Linked DNA regions of Mus musculus: region 1 is linked to region 2. A link is a loop called in an ENCODE intact Hi-C map of the cell type or tissue named here. Cell type or tissue: gastrocnemius. All regions are shown on one strand. Links, peaks and the distances in the headings refer to the core of each region. The heading gives the core; the rest is flanking DNA.

Evidence for each region. Hi-C counts contacts between places; a loop is a spot of excess contacts. Peaks named below come from ENCODE experiments on the same cell type or tissue, not always from the same donor. Only the 100,000 strongest peaks of a DNase experiment are listed, where the experiment ranks them.
Region 1: a loop joins it to region 2, with 12 times the contacts of the local background. A loop is called at or near these places in 24 of 42 quality-filtered maps.

The regions. Positions count from the first base shown.
Region 1 is chr12:108,302,288-108,312,103 of GRCm38, forward strand. It overlaps Hhipl1 (hedgehog interacting protein-like 1), which reads left to right and starts at 3,983. Exons shown (of 9, transcript NM_001044380.1): 1 at 3,983-4,396; 2 at 9,401-9,816. The coding sequence starts at 4,124. In gastrocnemius, for the core only: CTCF peaks have their summits at 4,177 and 5,469 (motif pointing right); DNase peaks (open chromatin) are centred at 4,230 and 5,456; H3K4me3 peaks cover 1,461 bases; H3K27ac peaks cover 5,761 bases.
Region 2 is chr12:108,221,328-108,231,143 of GRCm38, forward strand. It overlaps Ccdc85c (coiled-coil domain containing 85C), which reads right to left. Exons shown (of 6, transcript NM_001159910.2): 2 at 382-455. Among named protein-coding and RNA genes, the nearest start is that of Ccnk, 46 kb to the left of the region's middle. In gastrocnemius, for the core only: no CTCF peak of the experiment used is centred there; DNase peaks (open chromatin) are centred at 610 and 4,652; H3K27ac peaks cover 878 bases.

The sequences.
Region 1 (9,816 bases), core at 932-8,931, 81 kb after region 2:
TTGGCTGTCCTGGAACTCACTCTGTAGACCAGGCTGGCCTCGAGCTCAGAAATCCGCCTGCCTCAGCCTCCCGAGTGCTGGGATTAAAGGCGTGCGCCACCACTGCCCGGCCCAGACTTGCAGCTTTGGATCTGCAGGACCAGCCCTTTCACGGTGCCAGCAGTTGACTCCTAGGTGGAGTCAATGTTCGGGTGGGTCAACTCAGAGCCCTGGATCTGGGCCTGGGTGGAAGCTGAGTTGGTCAGTCGGCCAGCATTCCCACTCTCAGGCCCTCAGGGCCGGCTCTTCCTTGCTCCCACTATCAGGCGTTTTTAAGGTTTGTAAATAAAATTGTTTTTAGTCGGGGGAGGTTCTAGTCTTCCAACATGTGAGGCTCAGGGGCTGAACTCAGGCAGTGCGTGCCTTTACCCACTGAGCCATCTCACTGTAGCCGCCGTCCTTCTCTTACTCTTAAAAGCTAGTTTGCCGGGCAGTGGTGGCACACGCCTTTAATCCCAGCATTTGGGAGGCAGAGGCTGGTGGATTTCTGAGTTTGAGGCCAGCCTGGTCTAAAGAGTTCCAGGACAGCCAGGGCTACACAGAGAAACCCTGTCTTGAAAAAACAAACAAACAAAAAAAGGTAGTTTGCTGGATAGAGGCTAGAGGCTTCAAGGTGGTGGGTTTCTCTCTTTGATCTCTTTGTGTATCTCCCGTTCTTTCTGCATATCCTTTCTGCTAAGGATGCTTCTTCCAGTTGTGCTACAGTTCAGCCCCTATCCCGCCCGGCCCCACCCCGCCCACCACCTTGGTTTCCTTCAAGAGTTCTCTTTGTTCCGGGTTCTCTGCAGTTTGGATGTGCTATGATGGTGTAGATCCTTTGTAACTCACAGGATTATTCCATGCCTGCGTCTGTCGTTTGGTATCTGTTATACATTTTTCACTTCAAATAGTCCTTTGTCCTTCTTTTTCTCTTCCCAGTTCCCAATTTCCCACAGGCAAGGGTTTCTGAGATGTCCTCAGCTGTCTCCCAGCTTGTTTGTCCCTTCCTTTCATTCCCTGCTTGTGGGTCATCCTTGAAGCTCACAGATGATGCTGCCTCTGCAGCGTCTCATTTTCTGAGGTGGTCATCATCTGAGGACTGGAGAGATGGCTCAGAGGTCAAGAGTACTGACTGTTCCTTCAAAGGACCAGGGTTTGCTTCCCAGCATCCACATGGTGGATCGCAACTGTCTGTGACTCCAGTCCCATGGGCTCTGATGACCTCTTCTGGCTTCCCAAGCACCAGGCATACATGGTACAGAGGCAGATATGCAGATAAGGCACTCACACACATAAACATAAAATGAGTTCACTAGGCACATTTTTTTCTGTTACAATGTTTTTTCTTTCCACTGTATCTTTAACTTTTTATTTATTTATTTATTTATTTGTGTACCATAGTGTGTGTGTGTGTGTGTGTGTGTGTGTGTGTGTGTGTGTGTGTGTGTGTGTGTGCTCAGAGGACATCTTGTGGGAGCCAGTTCTCCCTTTCATCCGGTCTAGGAAACTGGATCCAAATTGTCACTGGGAAGAGTCTTCCCCTAATGAGCTCTCTCACCAGCCTCCTATTGTATCTTTTGATCTTATTTTGTTTCTGTTTGTTTCTCTGGCCTGGAATTCACCAAGTTGCCTAGGCTAGCTGGGTAGAGAGCCCCAGGGGTCTGCCCATTTCCAGTTGTAATTATAGCAGTGTGCTATCATGCCTGGGTTTCCCCCCCTTTGAGTTCTGGAATTGGACTCAGCATCTTCCTCACAAAGGAAGTGCTTACTCACTACACTGAAGTTACAGCCCTTTTAATTTGCCTCCGCAAAGATTTTTTCCCCCGGGGATGCTGGCCAGAGTCTCCTGATTCTTGGCCTTCGACTCCTCAATTGGACAGCTTTGCCTTCTATGTTTACACCAGCCTGTCTCTTCCCCCACGGCTCCCTGTTTACAGTGGAGCTTCAACATCTGGATCATCACTTTCCTGAATTCCCTGCCCCATGAACTAGCATATGAAAGCTTGGCCTCCTCCGTCAGACTTCTTAAGCCTTGGTTTGTTTGCTTGGTTGGTTGGTTGGTTTTGGAAAGCGGATGTCATGTCCTGGACAACACAAACTGAGGGATATTGCGCTTTAGTGTAAGGACATAATATGAATCTAGAGGTCGGGCATGTAATGAGGAGCTAGACACCAGAAGGACCCGCCAGTGCCCACATAGTTGCTCCTTGATGCCCAAGGTCCCCAAGTGCACTTCCCCAGACAGAGGGTGTCCTGCAGTGTACACAGGGATCATCTGCTGCTTCCATGGAGACTTCTGATGGGGGTAGTAAGGAGCTGGAGAGGGGACGCCTGTGCCCTATGCCCCTCACACTGTGTCTGAGTTCATTGCCTTCTTTATTGAATCACCAGTAAGGTGAATGGCTGTCTTTCCTCCCCCATGGTGAATCTCAAAGCCCTTTCTCCTGGAGAGTAAACCTGCTTTAGGGTCCTGACAGCCCCGCTTCCCTCTGCCCACCAGAACCATCAGGGGGCTTTGTTGGCCCTTCTCTGAGACCCTGGCAGGGTTCCTGGAGGTAAACTTGCAAGAGCTTAACCCCAAGACTGTGACACCCCTGGTTTCTCACTCTTATGCACATCTAGCCTCCAAGAATTTTCCCAAATGGTCTGCTACCGGTACCTTAATCTGGCTACCAGTCTGGGACAAGGACACAGTGACCAGGGGCTCTACTGTTGCCTGGCACTTTGTGTAGTCACTCAACTCCCGAGCTAAGGCTTTTCAGACTCCCATTCAGCTATGATCGGTTAAGCCTATAATAAACACTGCCTGGAATGGGGAGGAGGATGGAGTGGGATGTTCTTCCCCTGCTGTCTGTCCCCAACTATCTGACAGTGCCATCTCCCTGTCTCCCCCTCTCCCCCCTCGAGGGTCCAGCTGCAGCGGTTGGCCATAGCTTTTCTAACCACCTCCAACCATTCAGGGACTTTGTGGACCAACTGCTGCAACTACAAAACTCCGTGCTGTCTCATCGTCCCATGTGGATTCTCATCCTTGACGTCAGTTACACGTGCTTGCCCTTAAAGACTTAGAGATGAGATGTTTGCTCTTATATGGGGACTTTGACTCATAGCTGGCCCCCACCCCTACCCCATTTCAGGCTCCAACCACAGCCCTGTGGAATCTAAGCAACCCCAACCGCACTCAGCAACTGTGGCAGACTGACTGATACAGGGCTGTTCAAAGAGACAGCAGCAAGTGGGTATCATGTGAAGGCCACGTGGGAGTGTGCGTGACAGAACTGATGGAAAGAGTATTCCAGGAAGAAGCCGGTTCTGGGGTCTTCATAGACAAGTGCTAGGGGCTTTGACATGGTGGAATTCTGAGCCCATGGGATAGTGTCTATGTTCACTCTTGGGGTAAAGTTGAGACAAGAGATGCAGGAGGAGAGATGACGGACGAACAACCATCTAGGAGACACACCCATTAGGGCTTCCCACAGAACCCCACGGGTTCTGGGCTACGGGTAGAGAGTTCCACGGCCAGGGGAGGACAGAAGCCCTGGCAGGGCCAAAGATGGACTGACTGTGCGGTTGCGCCTGTTCCCTCCCACCCCCAGGCTCATGCTTCACTTCTTGTGAGGTCCCAGGCAACACCACCTGTCTTTTATGCCACACCTCCACATTTAAACACTGCTAAAGATCCTGTCTGGCTCAGTGGGAGGTGGGACCTAGGAGTCCCTGACTTGGGCTTTGGGGTTTCGTCTACTTGGCGGCTAGCGAGCACCTGAGAGAAGTGGAACTGTGAAACTGGGCAACCGGGGCTTCCCAGACGCCAGGTTTGGAAAGGCTGGGGCCAGAAGGAGGGGGCTGCCCGCAGAGGGGAGCTGCAGAGTGCCGTGATCCTCCAATCCTGCAGAGTGCTCCCAAGCAGAGGTGACCTCCAGCGAGGGGAGTCCCTGGACCCTAGGCCTGTAGGGCGAATCCACCGGTTTCCCGGTGATCTCCCGGGAGGGTGCAAGCAAGGCTGGAGGCGGGCGCTCAGGGCGCGGCCAGTGGCTCCTGGGGGGCGCATCGGCGGGGCTGGCTGGCCGGCCTTTGGCTGCTATTTCTGCAGACTGCCAGGAGAATGGCGGGACGGAGGGCTGTGGCCCGGATCGGGCCCGGGGCGCTGCTGGTTCTGCGCGCTCTGCTGGCCGCCGCGCACCCGCAGTGCTTGGACTTCAGGCCGCCCTTCCGGCCGCCGCAGCCGCTGAGCTTCTGCGCGCAGTACTCCGCCTTCGGCTGCTGCACCGCGGAGCAGGACGCGGCGCTGGCCCGGCGCTTCCGGGTCCTGGAGACCCGCATGGATGCCGGGGTGTGGGCGACGTGTGCCGGCTACGCTCTGGACCTGCTGTGCCAGGTGAGCGGGTGCACGGAGGCACGTGGAACACTAGTCGCTGGCGGCGGGGGCGGGGGCGGAGCAGGAATGGCATCCCCAGAAGGGCGATACTCAGGAGTGGGTCCCAGACTTGGAGGGGAATGACGACCCTACAGGCATGAGACTTAGGAATGGATCCTGAACTTTGGAGGTGATGGCAACCACAGGGGCAAGGGTCGGGAGCGGGTACCAGACTTTGGAGCTTGGGGGGTCCAAGAGGGAGTGACTTGGTATCAGGCGGGAAGACCTGGCTAGCTAGCTCTTGTCATTCATTTGCTTTGCAAAGATGTTGGGCTTTTTTTTTTTTTTTCCCTCGAGACAGGGTTTCTCTGTGTAGCCCTGGCTGTCCTGGAACTCACTCTGTAGACCAGGCTGGCCTTGAACTCAGAAATCCGCCTGCCTCTGTCTCCCAAGTGCTGGGAGACAGAGGCAACACCACTGCCCTGCTGATGTTGGGCCTTTTAGGAGCCTCAGTTCCTCTTAGAGACTCAAGACTCCTATTCTCTGGGACACCCTGGAAGCTCCCGCCCCCTCCCCCCTCCTCCAGTGCCCCACTGCAGAGAGTCCTATCTCTGTCAGGTACCAGGATGAAGTCTTTGCTAAGTCTAGGAAGGCAGGATGGGAAGATATGTAGCCAAATCTGAGGCATGACTTTGTCAGCAGTCTGGGGACTGCTTATTCCGATGAGGACTCTTCCACAGGCAGACTGAAAGGAGTAGTCTGAGAGCCCATTCCTCAGGGCCAGGATGCTTAAAGCACCCACCTTTCTTTTCAGCTACTGGTCTCCTCACCTGGTAGAGTCTCTCCCCAGATGAGTTACTCTCATCTCTCCTCTGATAGTGAAGCCCTTACTTCGATCCACGCTGAACTATCGCTTCCCTTATGTCGATGCGGAGTATCCTGCCTGACTGATCTGATTGCAGGAATGCCAGCCAGCCAGCCAGCCAGGGAAACCCCAAGGCGGGCCCAACCTAGGTCTGTAAGGTGAAGGATTCACGAATAGAAACCGCCCTCCAACCCCTGCCAGACAGTACGAAGTTCAGATCCCAGCCAGCAGGGGGCAACCTGCAGGGGAAGACTAAAGGGCGGACTTGGGTTTGATATAGTACATCTTCTCGTGACTGAGAGCTTGCGAGGTTCACGGCTGTCTTTCAATGACATTATCTTTAAAACAGGATCAGATGTCTATCCCTCACCCCATACCACAGAGATTAAACGGCATAGGCAGAGCAGTCCATTTGGGGTTTGTAGGTAAATTCCTCTAGTGCTTCCTTGCTGGCCTAGAGAGAGAGCGGGGATCAGGAGCTGCTTCAGGAAAGTGGTGACATGGCCCAGTGGCAGGTCAAAAGACCTGGACCACACTCAACGCCCTTGTGAAAAAAAGATCATGGAGATAAGGAGATGGTGGAGGGGAGACCACAGCACTCTAGGGTGTCCTGTTCATCTTGCCATGGGTTCTACTAAGCCAACACTTGGTGCATCCCAAGAGAGCCAGAGGGTGTGGTGAACCCACTCACCTCTCTCCCCATCCTGGAAGTCCACCCAGATGTGCCCACTGCTATCCCTGCCTCACCCAGAGCAATAGAAGAATTCCTGCAACGGGGCAGTGCTTACTTTTAGGGTACTCCCCATTTGTTGGGCCCAGCATAGCAAAGGAGATGGACAGGACCAGGGAGGAGGAAGGAGCCAATCCTGGGGCTGTTTGCTGGCAGAAGGCTCCTCTTTTTCCTTGGGAAACTGCCCAAAATGGCCTGGCCTGAGAAAGTCTGTGGTAGAGTGTCTGCTCATACCTCCAGTGAGGCGTCTCTGGGGGTGACCTCATGTCTGGACTGAGTTTGCATCAGGCGGTCTGCCTGCCAAGGCTGTAGTGTGGTCTCCCTGAAGCGGGTGTCCTGGGAGAGTGTGGGAGCGCCATCATCACTGCCACCAATCGCAAGGAGCCTTACCTACGGGTTTCTGTCAGTGATCGTTCACGACGCACAGCTGTCTCGTGGAGACGGGAGGTTCTTTCGTGAGGCTTTGCCCTCCTCTGGGAAAATGTGTCAGGCAATGGTGTCTGTCACATGGCAAGCTCAGTATGACTGGTGTGTGGCTCACACGTGGCGAACTTCTCTTCGGCTGGATGCATGAGGTCATGAGCGGGAGTCCATCTGAGTAGTAACCCGTGAAGGGGTTCAGCAGGCTCGTGCAGGCAGCAGACATGTCCCCAGGGCCGGAGAGGGGTTGGTTCTGTGCTGCTGGGCCCAGAGGCAGTTGCAAGTCACAGACGTAGCCTCAAAAGCCTCATCATTCATTTCAGGAGACAGACAGACAGACAGACAGACATGCAACCAAGAAACTATCCCTAGGTACCATGGCAAGTAGCAAAAAGCCCTCAAAAATCCGGGACAGCCCAGAAGAGTGACCATTGGGCCACCCACCCCTTCAGGGTTCATTTCATTTGAACACTTTGGCGTCTCAGTTGTTCATTGCTCTCAACAACTCTATGAGGCTGGAGTCCTCTTCCTCTTTATAGATGGGGACAGAGGCACAGAGAGGTAAGGAGTTTGCCAAACATCACACATGGAACATAAACTCTGGCTCCAAAGCCCTTCATGTGGCCACATTAAAACACTGCCTCCTGCCCTGAAGCCAAACTGTGTGTTAGACCCTGTGTCGCCTGCCCTCGAGGGCCTCATAGTCTGTGGGGTAGAAGCCAGCAAAGAGATAATTGAGTCCCCGGTTGGTCAGGCAATGAAGACAGCCCACCTCTGGTGAAGCAGGGGTAATGGAAGAAGAGGAGCCTTCACTTCCCGAAGTAACAAATTACCAGGAGAAGAATCTGTGTGTGAGTCAGAGATAGTGTCATGAGCACCCTAGGGCAGGAGCCTGCCCCGGGGAAAGGAAGGGGGAGGAGGCTTGTGGGGTGGGCCTTGCATCATGACTAGGACTTTGCCAGATGTGGAAGTGAGGGAGGAAGGAACATCCCACAGAAGGAACATTGTGTACAAGACTCAAGTCTTCCCTGCGGGGGGTGGGTGGGTGGGAGGGTGGTGGTAGTGGTGGTGTGGGATGGTGGAGGGGGGCAAGGGAGGAGGGGCTGCGAGGGGGGAGGAAGGGGAGGGGAGGAGGGGCTGAGGGGGGAGGAGAGGGAGGAAGGAAAGGCTAAGAAGCCATCAGGACTTGCATCCATGAGTCATGAGTGTCAGTAAGTGGTCTGTGGCAACCTTGGGGCCATTAGGTGGCAGGCACCTTACCCCTGTGGGTGCTTCACTGTGCCTGGACATGAGGTCCAGTGACAGAGTACCCTCTCTGCCAGAGCAGCTACTGTCCCCTGTTGTCATTTACTAATTCTGGGTAGCTTCAGTCTGAGCCTCACATTCACACTGTGTGTAAGCATGACCAAGAGAGACCACATGTAAAAGACCACTGGATACTATGCGGGTATGTGCCAAGGTCCTCACCAGGTTCCCAGAGACCCTGTGTCCCTCCATGTGACCATTGGCATCACAGAGAAACTGCCCTGCAGAGGGGAATAGAAGCTTGTGGGTCCTCTCCGGTCTCCTGCTGGCCACTGCTGGCCCACAGTAGCATCCAAAGGATCACAGGAGAGCTGGCCTTGTGCGGTCTGAGGTTTGGCCATCTGGCCTGAGACACACAGGGTGCAGAGTGTCATATACAATATGACACTTCAGTCAGGGATGGGGACTGACCAGAGATGCCAGGAACGTCCAGAGCTTGTCAGGTGAGACTCAGCACACAGCAACAGGGGCCAGGGCCAGGTCATGGGATGACTGAAGCTTTAACTGTAGGGAGCCTGGCCTGGAGATTAGCTGCCCTTTTCCTGTCCTTTTTGGAGCCAGAGTTCTCCTGCTACAGCCCAGCCTGGTCTTCTGGTGAAAGCAGTCGGTGCGTGGCTACCACTGTCCTCTCTGTCTAGGAATTGCATCGCTAAGGTCTCAGGGGATCTAGAGCTGAGTCATCTCTGGGGGTGGCAGGAGTAGCAATAAGGACCTGTCACACCAGAGAGAAGCAACCACAGCATGAAGCACTCCATCGAAGGTCCTCAGAGAGCACGGGGTTCTGGAGAGTTTTGTGGCAGCCAGGACACAGGAATGGCCTGTAAGGGGGTCATGTGACTGACTCCAACATGGTAGGACTGACTAGGGCAGGGTGGAAGATGGATTCATTATCTATGCGCACACTCCTGTGTGTGATCACAGGCTTGCTCCCGGAGGCAGTGACTTTCCTGCCTGCATGGCAGAAAATGATGAATTCTACCTACTCCAGGCAGAGCCAGGGAAAGGACTCTGGAAGGCTTTCTGGTCTGGCAGTGTCCAAGGAGATTCAATAATCTCACAGAATTCTGTGCTTGTAGTGGCAGTGAGGTGAGAGGCAGGGTCCTGCTGGGAGGGACTGAGTCTGAGGGCAGATTAGAAGGTGGGAGTATCCTGGGGGTCATAGCCTCATTCCCGCCCCCCACCCCCAGGTACTACACACATATTGGCTGTCTAGTTAAGGATATAGTGGGGTAGACCTGAGACCAAGTCTAGATGCCTCTACTAAATGCCTCTACTAACCTGGGCATATCACTGAATAACACTGGGAGCTCTGAGCCTTAGTTTGCCCCCCTGTGAATTACTCATAAACAGCAAATGGATGATAGAAGGCAGGCAAGGTAAACTGTGCCCTGCCTGGGTTTATGTGAGGGTCTGGGATACTGCAGTAAAAAAGACCAAAGCTTCTTGCCTTGATAGAATGCATATCCTGATGAGGACTGGCCATAAGCAAGTGCAATGATCCGTTTTGGTATAGTGAAGGTTCATGGTCAGTTTCTTGGGCTTTGTTTTTCTAGGTAGTCAGAGACCAGGAAGTAATGGCAGGGAGACCTGGAGGGGAAGGTCAGATCTTAGGAGGTGACCTTTGAATGGGGACACAAAAGCAAGAAGTGAATTGCACAGGTGTAGGCTCTCCTCCTGGTGTCTCTGAGCCCTCCTGTCTCTACAGGAATGTTCACCCTATGCGGCCCATCTCTATGACGCTGAGGATCCAGCCACCCCACTTCGGACAGTGCCTGGCCTGTGTGAAGATTATTGCCTGGACATGTGGCAGACCTGCCGAGGCCTCTTTCGTCTCCTCTCCCCTGACCGTGAACTCTGGGCCCTGGAGAGCAACCGGGCCAAATTATGCCGCTACCTGTCGCTAGATGACACCGACTACTGTTTCCCAAGCCTGCTGGTCAACGAGAACCTCAACTCGAACCTGGGCCGTGTAGTGGCTGATGCCAAGGGCTGCCTGCAGCTGTGTTTGGAGGAGGTGGCCAATGGACTTCGAAACCCGGTTGCAATGGTACATGCTGGGGATGGCAGCCACCGCTTCTTCGTGGCCGAGCAGGTGGGGCTGGTGTGGACCTACCTGCCTGA
Region 2 (9,816 bases), core at 502-8,501:
TGCTCTCCCTCTGTGGACCCACAACCCCAACTGTCCATGTGAGCAGGGTAGACCTAGTGAGGAACTGGCCAGCAGGGGGCCGGGGTCCCGTGTGGGTCTGCCTCCATTTGCCTGTCACCGCCACTGGCTTTGGGCCCAGGGCCAGCCATACGGAGCTTGCAGACACTGGGCAAGCAGCAGTCAGCGAGGCTGGCAAGCCCTGGCCACCCGGAGCCTGGATTTGAGCGAGGAGTGGGTCTGTGGCCAGGCTATCTGGGAGACAGCTGAAGAGGCAGCTGGGGTAAGGGGGAAGCTATGGGAGCCCCAGAAAAACTGGAGATGGGATGGCCTCTAAAGGAATGGCCATTACCCCTATAGCCAATACCCTGATGACTCACTTACCTGTGGGGGGAGCTTGTCACCGTCCAACAGCTTCACCTTGGTCTCCAATGGCCTGATGTAAGTGGACGAGGGATCTGAAGAACAGAGGGGAAGAAGGTGGTCCGTTAGCCACCAGGAGCTCACCGCATGGACACACCCCACTCTAGCCTAGCACGGCCTCATGTGGTCCCCAAGTCTGGTTTCCAAGAAGATGATGGAGTGTTCCCTGGCCTACATGTTCCTGGGGCGATCCCTTCTGATGCCAAGAGTAGTTGGCACAAAAATCCACAGCCAGAGACAGCCTCCTCAGGGCCCAGAGCCCAGGATCTCCCTCTCTACTGTGTAGTGAGGAAACAGTCAGTGAGAGACCCTAGTGGATGGGTTCAGAGCGTGTCTAGCTTGAAGTGGGCTGGAGAGATGGCTCAGCGGTTAAGAGCACTTGACGGCTCTTCCGAAGGTCCTGAATTCAAATCCCAGCAACCACGTGGTGGCTCACAACCATCTCTCATGAGATCTGACGTCCTCTTCTGGGGTGTTTGAAGACAGCTACAGTGTACTTACATATAATAAATAAATGGTGTTTTTTTGTTTGTTTGTTTTTAAAAAAGAGCCTGTCTGGGTGTGCCTTTGTGACTGACACACAAACAGCAACTGAGGTGGAAAGACCCTCCCTGAATGTGAACAAGGTCATGCAACAGGCGAAGGGCTTAGGGCTTCCAGAGGGGGAAAAAAAAGCCCACCACCCTAGGCTCTGTGCTCCCTCCCCCGCCCCCACCTCCTTTTCCACCCCCAAAGAGGACACGTGTGAGGAGTTCCTCAATCGCCAATCATGGGGCCCAACATCCCAGGAAATAAAGTGCACCCACCCCCACCCCACTGCCCCTGCTTTTTTTTCCTCCCATCAGAAAAGCTGGCAAAAGTCTCGTTGAACGCCAGCCCCATTCTGCTGTCCCTGCCTGCCTACCCCACAGCCCCTGTCCTCCTCCCCAGCAGCAGAGGGGCAGCCCCCTGACCATCCTCAGCCCAGGCTGCAGTGGAAGGCACCTGACTTGGAGGACTCAAGGACCGGAAGACAGGAAGGGAAGCCTCAAGCAGGGATGGGAACTGCAGGGCCTGTCCCAAGCACCCTGTGGGGCTGATGGATTTGGGACACCTCAGTCAGCCAGACACCCAGTGAAGGTGGACTGTTGAAACTCTTGCTAGAGGCTACAAGGTTGAGTGGCCAGCTGAGACTCTGTCCACCGGCTCGGTGAGTCACCACCCAAAAGACGCAGGGTCTCCCAGGTACTTAACACTCTAACCCTCAACCTCAGAACAACACAGGGGCAGCAGACAAGCCGAGCAAAGCCGGGGCTACTGAGTGAGTCCACCTCAGTGTAGGGCTAGGGAATACAATCCATGGGCTTCTACAATTTCCAGGTGGGCAGAAGAGGCTGGGGACCTGCAGTGGACGATAAGGCATCTGTCCCTTCTAGCACAAAGCCAGCATGACCCCAGGGAAGGCTGCCCTTGATGTCCTCGTGCCACATGCAGATATCTTACCCCTCTCCTCCACCCCTATCCACAGGTTCTAATAAGGAGTGGCTATGAAGCCCACCGCTGACCATCAGGAACTTAAGTCCCCAGGAATGCCTAGGCTCACACAGGTGACCCGCCTGTTAAGGGACATACTTTGTTCCCCAGGAAGTACCTGTGGAACCCTCAGGAGCCCCCACCCACTCAGCCTAGATCCACAGGGCCCTGCAGAGCGTCTGGTGCAGCAGAGAACGGGAAAAGTGTGGGAGCAGGGAGCAAGGCCCAACCCACAGGCTGGAGAACAAAACACCAGAACCTCCCTCCTCCTCATTCCCGACATTCACCTCTTAGGAAGGTGGAGCCTTTTACAGGGGAGGAGAGGAGGGCAGCTCCCTGCTAAGGCCTAGCCGGCACAGCCTGAGGAATGACAGACAACAGTACCGGGCACAGGGTGGCTCCAACGGGCAATACTGCCCTACTGCCCGGGCCCCCCCCCCCCCCCCCCGGCCTCACTGCACAGCCCCATACTGAGTTTCCAAGAACTCAAGAGACAGGTCCCTCGCACGCTCCAGGTTAGCACAGGGGTCTCTCCCTGCCTACGAGGCCCTGATGAGGACGCTAGCCATCCACAGAGGCTGTAGCTAGAGATGCCTCGGTTGGTTTAGGTGCGATGACTCTACCACAGGCAGATAGGAAAGGGCTCCACATACACTCGGGGTCTATCAGGTCTCTCTGAGAGTAGAAAGGCAAACATGGAACAAATGGGACGCTCCTGATCCTACATGCTGCCAAGGGGACTCCAGCTGTGCGGGGGACATCCCAGAAAGCACCCATATGAGGGCTGGGGATGAGGTTCAGTTGGTAGGGTGTCCACCTACCGTGCATGAGGTCCTAGGTTCAACCCTCAGCAGTGCACAGACTGTGTGTGGTGGCACATGCCTGACACTTGGAAGTGACAGTTGGGGGGGAGGGGGCTGAGGAGTGCAAGAGCAGCCTTGCAAACGCAGAGAGCTTGAAGCCAGCCTAAACTACAAGAAACCCTTGAGTTTTAAAGAAAGCCTAGCCCCTCCCCTCCTGCAGGCCAGCCTTTGGGACCACGCTGGGCAGAGCGCTGGAGTGGAGCTTGCTCTCAGAGAGGCACGAGCGTTCCCACACACCTCTCTTCTGGATTCCATCCTATGGTAAAATTCCCTGGCATGGCTGCAAACACGCAGTACGCACGCACTCACTCGGTCCCTAGGTGCAGTCTCCATCCAACCCAGGCGGGGACCCAACCAACACCACCAAGTGAAGATGTCAACAGGCCCACTGTCACTGGCCCACCCATCTCCCCCCCCCCCTGTGGACTCCTGCTGAGTGGGCAAGAAGCCTCCAGCCTTAGCATATATTCTTTCAGTCCACGGTGTGGCTCACATGAGGAACGTGTGACTTTTTTTTTTTTTACTTATACCATTTATAGTCAATTTTCAAGTAATTCCAGAGCAAGAAGAGAGACCTTCCTTTTTAATTAGAAGAGTAGGTTCCTTCCCACCTCTTAGCTTCCGCCCGCCCACCCACGGAGGGCACCAGCCATTCAGCTTTAAGTTCTCCATGTGTGACCCTGTCCCCACCCCGTTTCCCAAAGCAGACTCTCTTAGTGCCAGACAGGCAGCTGGGTCTCTGGGCTCCCCTTGGGTCAGGAGCAGAAAGGACGATGGACGGTAAGGGAGGCTGCCTGGGTTGGGGCTGCAAGGCTGGACACCAGCTCCCCGAGGAGGCTCACGCTCCCCACTGGCCCTGAAACTCACTCATGAGCTCATCAGGTGCCTCCCCGGCTGCAGCAGTGGGGTGGGTAATTAAATTAATCCCAGCCCCCCCCCACACACACACACAGTAACCAGGGCTGGGCCACGAGAGAGAGAAACACCACTTCCCAGCTAAGCTGCCTGCAGGCAAAAATGAAGGCAGTGCTGACAAGAGGGGCCTGTGAAGAGCTGGCTAAGGTGTCCCCTGGGATCCACCCAGTCTGCTTGGTACCCATCAGTTCTGGGAGGGTCATGGTCCAGTTTCTTTTTTGTTTTTGGTTTTGGTTTTTTGTTTTGTTTTGTTTATTTTGTTTTTGAGACAGGGTTTCTCTGTGTAGCCCTGGCTGTCCTGGAACTCACTCTGTAGACCAGGCTGGCCTCGAACTCAGAAATTCACCTGCCTCTGCCTCCAGTTTCTAAACAGCATGCTTCCTAGCAGCAGACTCCAGCCCCCATTTCTCCGTCCTTGGGCATCCTCTGCTTCCTAGGGAACCCGTGGGTAGACTTCCCGATGGACACCGTTCCTACTCTGTCTCAAGTGCCCCGAGCTTGTCCTGCTGATGACCTTCAGCCCACAGGCTGCTCAGAGCCTGTGAGGAGGGTCTAGGTCATGTGACCCATACAGTCTGGGTTCCCTTCCTGGCAAGATGTTACCACTGCAGCCTCTTCTCCAGCCTCCTGCCCTGGCTCTGGGGCCATGAGCTCCCAGTCAGCAGCAGCAGCAGCTACAGTGAGCTCTCAAAGAATCAAGTCTTGGGGTGGGGGGTTGGGGGGAGGCTATTTAGGGAGTGACCACAGGAAGCATGGAGACAGAAGTAGAGAAGCAAGAGTCAGAGGACGCCAGTTAAAGGGCAGCAAAGTCAACCCATGTCCCAATGGGCTCTTAGGGGCCGGGGAGGCATGACACCACATCTCCACACAGAAAGCCTCAGGACAGCCGGGTGAAGTGGGCAGGGAGCTCAGAAGCTGTGAGGGCCTAAGGAGATGGGCAGGGTGCCAACAGGGCCTGCTAAGGCTGAGGAGAAAGTGGGAAGCGGTGCCTCCTCTCTGGGTCCCCCTCCTGTGCTGCCTCTGTAGCCACCCTTCCTTCTGAGCAAGACATCTGACATCTCCTTTCCCTGTCACTGCCTGCAAGGACTGGAGACAAGCAGACCTCTTCGCAGGTCAGATCGTTAGCAGGTGACCTGGGCACGTGCTACCCTGGGACTATTATGCCCAGAAGCTACAGGGGATTGCACGAGTTGGCTCATGGGGCCACTAAGCCACCGGTGCAGTTGATGTAACTGCCTTCTCCTTCCTCTACCCTGGGAGGGGTCCGTCTTGTCAGTGGTGGCCTGGGACTGACGGATGCACAGGTCGGAAAGGTAACTTTCAGAAAGGACCTACGTCACTCACAGGCCCCTTCCCGCTCTGGCCCGGCAGGAGGATGGCCAGTCTGAGGGCACATCTTTCCCGTGGGGAAAGTTCGTGCATCCTTGCTTTCTTCCTCCTAGCCCTGGACTTGCCTGCACAGGGGAGGACGCGATTCCCCACATGCACTCGGCATGGGAAGCCTGCAGAAGAAAGGCCTGATGTGTCTTGCTCTGGGACAAACTCCAGCCCACAGCCAGAGTGGGCCATGGAAAGTGAAGAGGACAGGCCTGAGAGTGGACTCCCTACTCTGTTAGCACAGAGCGACCACGACTTCGGCTGTGCTTCCAGCTCGCTCCCGGCACTGCAAGCCCGCTCTTCCCATAGATCCCTAGACCTGACACTGCATAGGGAGGCACTGTCCCCTTCACAGAGTCCATCAACAAAGCCCAGGGACACCCAGAGTCATGCAGGCAGGACAGAACCAATGAGAACAAGCCCTGAACTCTCCTCTCAGGGGTTCTTGGGACCCCAGCTCCAGGGGTCCAAGCACCAGGGTCACCATCAGACAGGACCTTTCATGTAAGCATCAATATGACCACATATGCTCATGGAGTGCCAGCCATGGGCCTCCCAGACACCGGTCCCCGTTTCTCCCTGTTACTGGACACTCTCGGCTTACAGATAAAGGAACTGGGGGCTCGGGGAGGTAGGAAGGCGGCCATAGGTCCTGGGAGCAGGTGATAGCTAGGTCTTACTGCAGACGCTGGGGCACAGACGCTGTGGCCTCCTCTTCCCAGGCAGCCTTCCTCACCTTAGTTGGACTCCATATGGCAGCTGAGGCCACCCTGACCACACTTCCTGCTCCAGAGCAGATGGTCCAGGGCTGTCATTCCTGGTAGCTGCTGCCCGTGTGCCCGGTCCGAGAGGTCTGGGAAGCAACATGCCCCTAAGTACCCTGCTCCTCTGCTGCCAGGGCCCTTGCACGTCCCCCTCGAAAGCCCCGGCTGGGGTGCTCTGTTCACACAAGTCTCCTGGGAAGGACCACCAAGTTTCACAACAACTCGGGCTGGCTAGCAGAGGGGATGAGCTCCCCGTTGCTAGGGGAGAGGAAGGAGTTGTTGACTGGCCTCTGCTGGGTGGAAGTCTCTGGAGCACGGGAGATTCCTAGCAAGTCTGTGGCAAGGGTACGGCCATCAAGACTGCATAGCAGAGGAAGGCACCTTCCTTCCTCAATGCCAGATGGGTTCGTTCTGACCTCTCTGCTCCTCAGTGACCTGCCAGGTAGGTGGCAAGATTCTGCGTTCCAGGGCAAGCTGTCTGCAGGCGAGTGCAGAGCCAGACACCCCTGGGACCAGGAGAGCAGTGCGTCCCCTTCTGGGAGGGGCTCCAGCTTGATGGATGGGTGACGAGAACAACTGTGTCTACTGAAGAGGTACAGCGTCAGGAGAGGAGGCTGGTGTGTACTGACACCGCACAGAGCGAATGCAGGCGTGTGGCGCCTGACAGATACGGGAGCGCCTGCGCCAGTGCCCATACACGGAAGCTGTGTGGGTCCCCATTGCATTCTAGCTGCCGTTGTAGCCCTGAGGAGCTCAGGTACTGTTTACAGATAAAGCATGAAGAAGCACCGTCAAGACAGGTTAGGGGAGCCGTACACTCTCCCCAAGAGTCACAGTCTACCACGGGTGTGCAGGATGGTACAGGGCACCATAACTGCTGCAGAGTTCTAGTAGCCAGGTGGGCACTGAAAGGGAATAGTGTTTCCACTCACAACCACGAGTCTCAGTGAACACCTGCTGTGGCCACCCACTGGGGCGTGATGGGGGGGGGGTTCTGAAGCCACCACTCTTTCCTCTCCTCTCCTCCTGTCTGGCAGCAGGATGATCTTCACGGTGCACTCTTCCAGGTTACATTAACCTTCTTCTCTCCAGGATCTCCACGTCAAGATTACCAGGCGAGCCCAAAGCCCTAGGCCTGGTTGGACTCGGAGTGAGGAAAGCTCGAGAGCAGTGGTTCTCAACCTTCCTCCACATTCCCTTAACACAGGAGTCGGACCACTCCTCCCCAATCATAAAATTAGTTTGTGGCTACTTCATAACTGTAATTTTGCTACTGTTGTGAATCATAATGTTAATATCTGTGCTTTCTGGTGGTCTTAGGTGACCCCTGTGGAAGGGTCATTCGACTCTCTACAAATGTGTTTCTCTACAATATGCACGATTGATAGACAGACAGACAGACAGACAGACAGACAAGTCAGCAAGATGGTCCATGGGTAAAGGTGCTTCCTGAGTCTAATCCTGAAATCCACATAGTGAAAGGAGAAACCTTACTTTCACAAGTTGTCCTGGGACTCCGCACGTGAACCAAGGCATACTGTACCCATATATATACACCGAGTAGTCTTGATCTCTAGCTCTGACTCTCTCTAACACACACACTCTTAGATAGATAGATAGATAGATAGATAGATAGATAGATAGATAGATAGATGGATGGATAGATAGAATGATAGATAGACAGACAGACGGACAGATGGACAGTTGTTACTGTGTAACTGTCTCAAACCAGGGGACAAGGGGCGAAGAATGTCCTTTCTTGTGTCTTCCACTGCTACACCTGGTCATAAAAGTAGGCCAAGAGCAGCTGAACACTCACAACACCCTCCTCATTGCCTGCCCCCAGTGTCACCAATAACAATGACCCTGTGCAGCTGTCAGCCAGTCAGGACAGAGCTCGGGGCTCTCAGCACCCAGCTACATGGCACACCTTGACGCCTACCCACAGGGAACTTTTAAGATCTGATCTCTTTCTGGGGATAACTGAGTGGGGTGGGGGTACTGGGCATCAATATATGTTTTTAAAGACTCTCTGGGCAGTGCTAATGTACCACTAAGGGCTGGGACCAGTGGGAGGCCCCGCCTCCCCAGCCTCCTGGCCCTCACTGACAGATAACCAGTCCAGCTGAACTCTAAGTCAAATCCAGCCCAGTCCCCAGCCCTGTGCCGGGTCTGAGCACAGAAACAACAAGTGCTGAGATGGGGGTACGGCCACCAAGCCTCAGGTGACATGGAGAGTAGACCAAGAAAGCAACTGCTAGATGGCACTCGGGTCCCCAGAGCCAGGAAGTGTGGAAGGACGGAGGGCAAGGACACACCAGGGACATTCCAGCTATGCGCAGGGCAGCAGGGTGACCAGCATGTGGAAAGCGGTGGGGGAACAGCAGGGGTGGAGATCCGATGCCCCACAGCGAGATAAAGAGGGGTCCCCCAGGCAGACCCTGTTGGACGGGGCTTCACTGAGGCAGCAAGAACAGGAACAGGGCCAGTTGGGCAGTAAAACTTAAGAGCTCTACCTGGCCAGCACTGCAGGAAAAGGAAGCAAGGGAGAAAGGCTGGACCCACAAGAAGCTGGCCCCCCTCAGGGGTGGTTGCATGGTGCTCCGTGCTGGGGGTGGGGGGCATTCCACTGACTGTGGTGCCCAGCCCACCTCACAACACACACAGAAAGCGGTTCCAGAAAGATAAGTTAGTTGTGCGTGAAAACCCACTGTAACACACGGCTGTTCTAACGCCCCTACGATCTGTGTGACCCGGGCCATGTCATGCCACAGGAAAGAAGCTGGTTGTTTGTTTTTGTTTTTGTTTTAAAGATGGAGTCTCATGTGGCCCAGGCTGCCCTTGCCCTCCTGAGCTTCCTGTGTTGGGACTACAGGCATCTGCTAACAGCCAGCCTGTGTCACACCATTTGTGTGACCTGTCCCGGAGAGGCAACCCTTGGAGCTGAAAGGTCCGTGGCTTGCTTTGGAGCAGAGAGGGGTGGGGAGCGGGTCCTGGTGGGGGCAGGGTTTCCTTCTGTGAGGTTGACGGGCTGCGCCAGTGTGCTCAGCACTCGGGAGCTGAGGCGGCGGAGCAGGAGCTGGGGGCCAGCCTGGGCTATATAAGACACCACCTTAAAAATAATCAACAAGGGCTGGTGTGACAGCTCAGCGGGGTGAGGGTGCTCGCTGCCAAGCCTGGCAACCTGAATCACACCCCCAGGACCCATATGATGTAAGAGAGCCAACTGCAAGTTACTCTGACCAAGATACATAAGCTATGGTGCATGTATGCGCACATGCGCACACACACACACACACACACTATACATATATATGTATGTATATATGAATGTAATATTTAAAATAATAGAAGACACTAAATTACATGTTTTTCTATATGTAGAAGTGCTGTGTGCATATGTATGTATAAATACCTATAGACACACACATACATTTTTAGTATAGAATCCCATTCTGATATTGTTTTCCATCTTTATATCATTTTATTACATTTAACCTTCAGAGAGAGAAGCATTTCTTAACTAAGAAAACAACAACAAAAAAGCCAGACTGGGGCTGGTGAGATGGCTCAGTGGGTAAGAGCACCCGACTGCTCTTCCGAAGGTCCAGAGTTCAAATCCCAGCAACCACATGGTGGCTCACAACCATCTGTAACAAGATCTGACGCCCTCTTCTGGAGTGTCTGAGGACAGCTACAGTGTACTTACATATAATAAATAAATAAATCTTAAAAAAAAAAAAAAAAAAAAAAAAAAAAAGCCAGACTGTATGAACTGCATAAGAATCAGAAACAGGTACTTCACCAACATCAGAGGCCAAGTGGCCACACGGCCGGCGGAGTAGGCATAACTAAGGCCCACTTCAGAGTGGCCGAAACACACAGAACTCCTCAACCCCACAAAAGCAAACCAAAGGACAGTCACCACAGGAAACTGAGAGGCCAGGAAGGTGAGAAGACCCTAG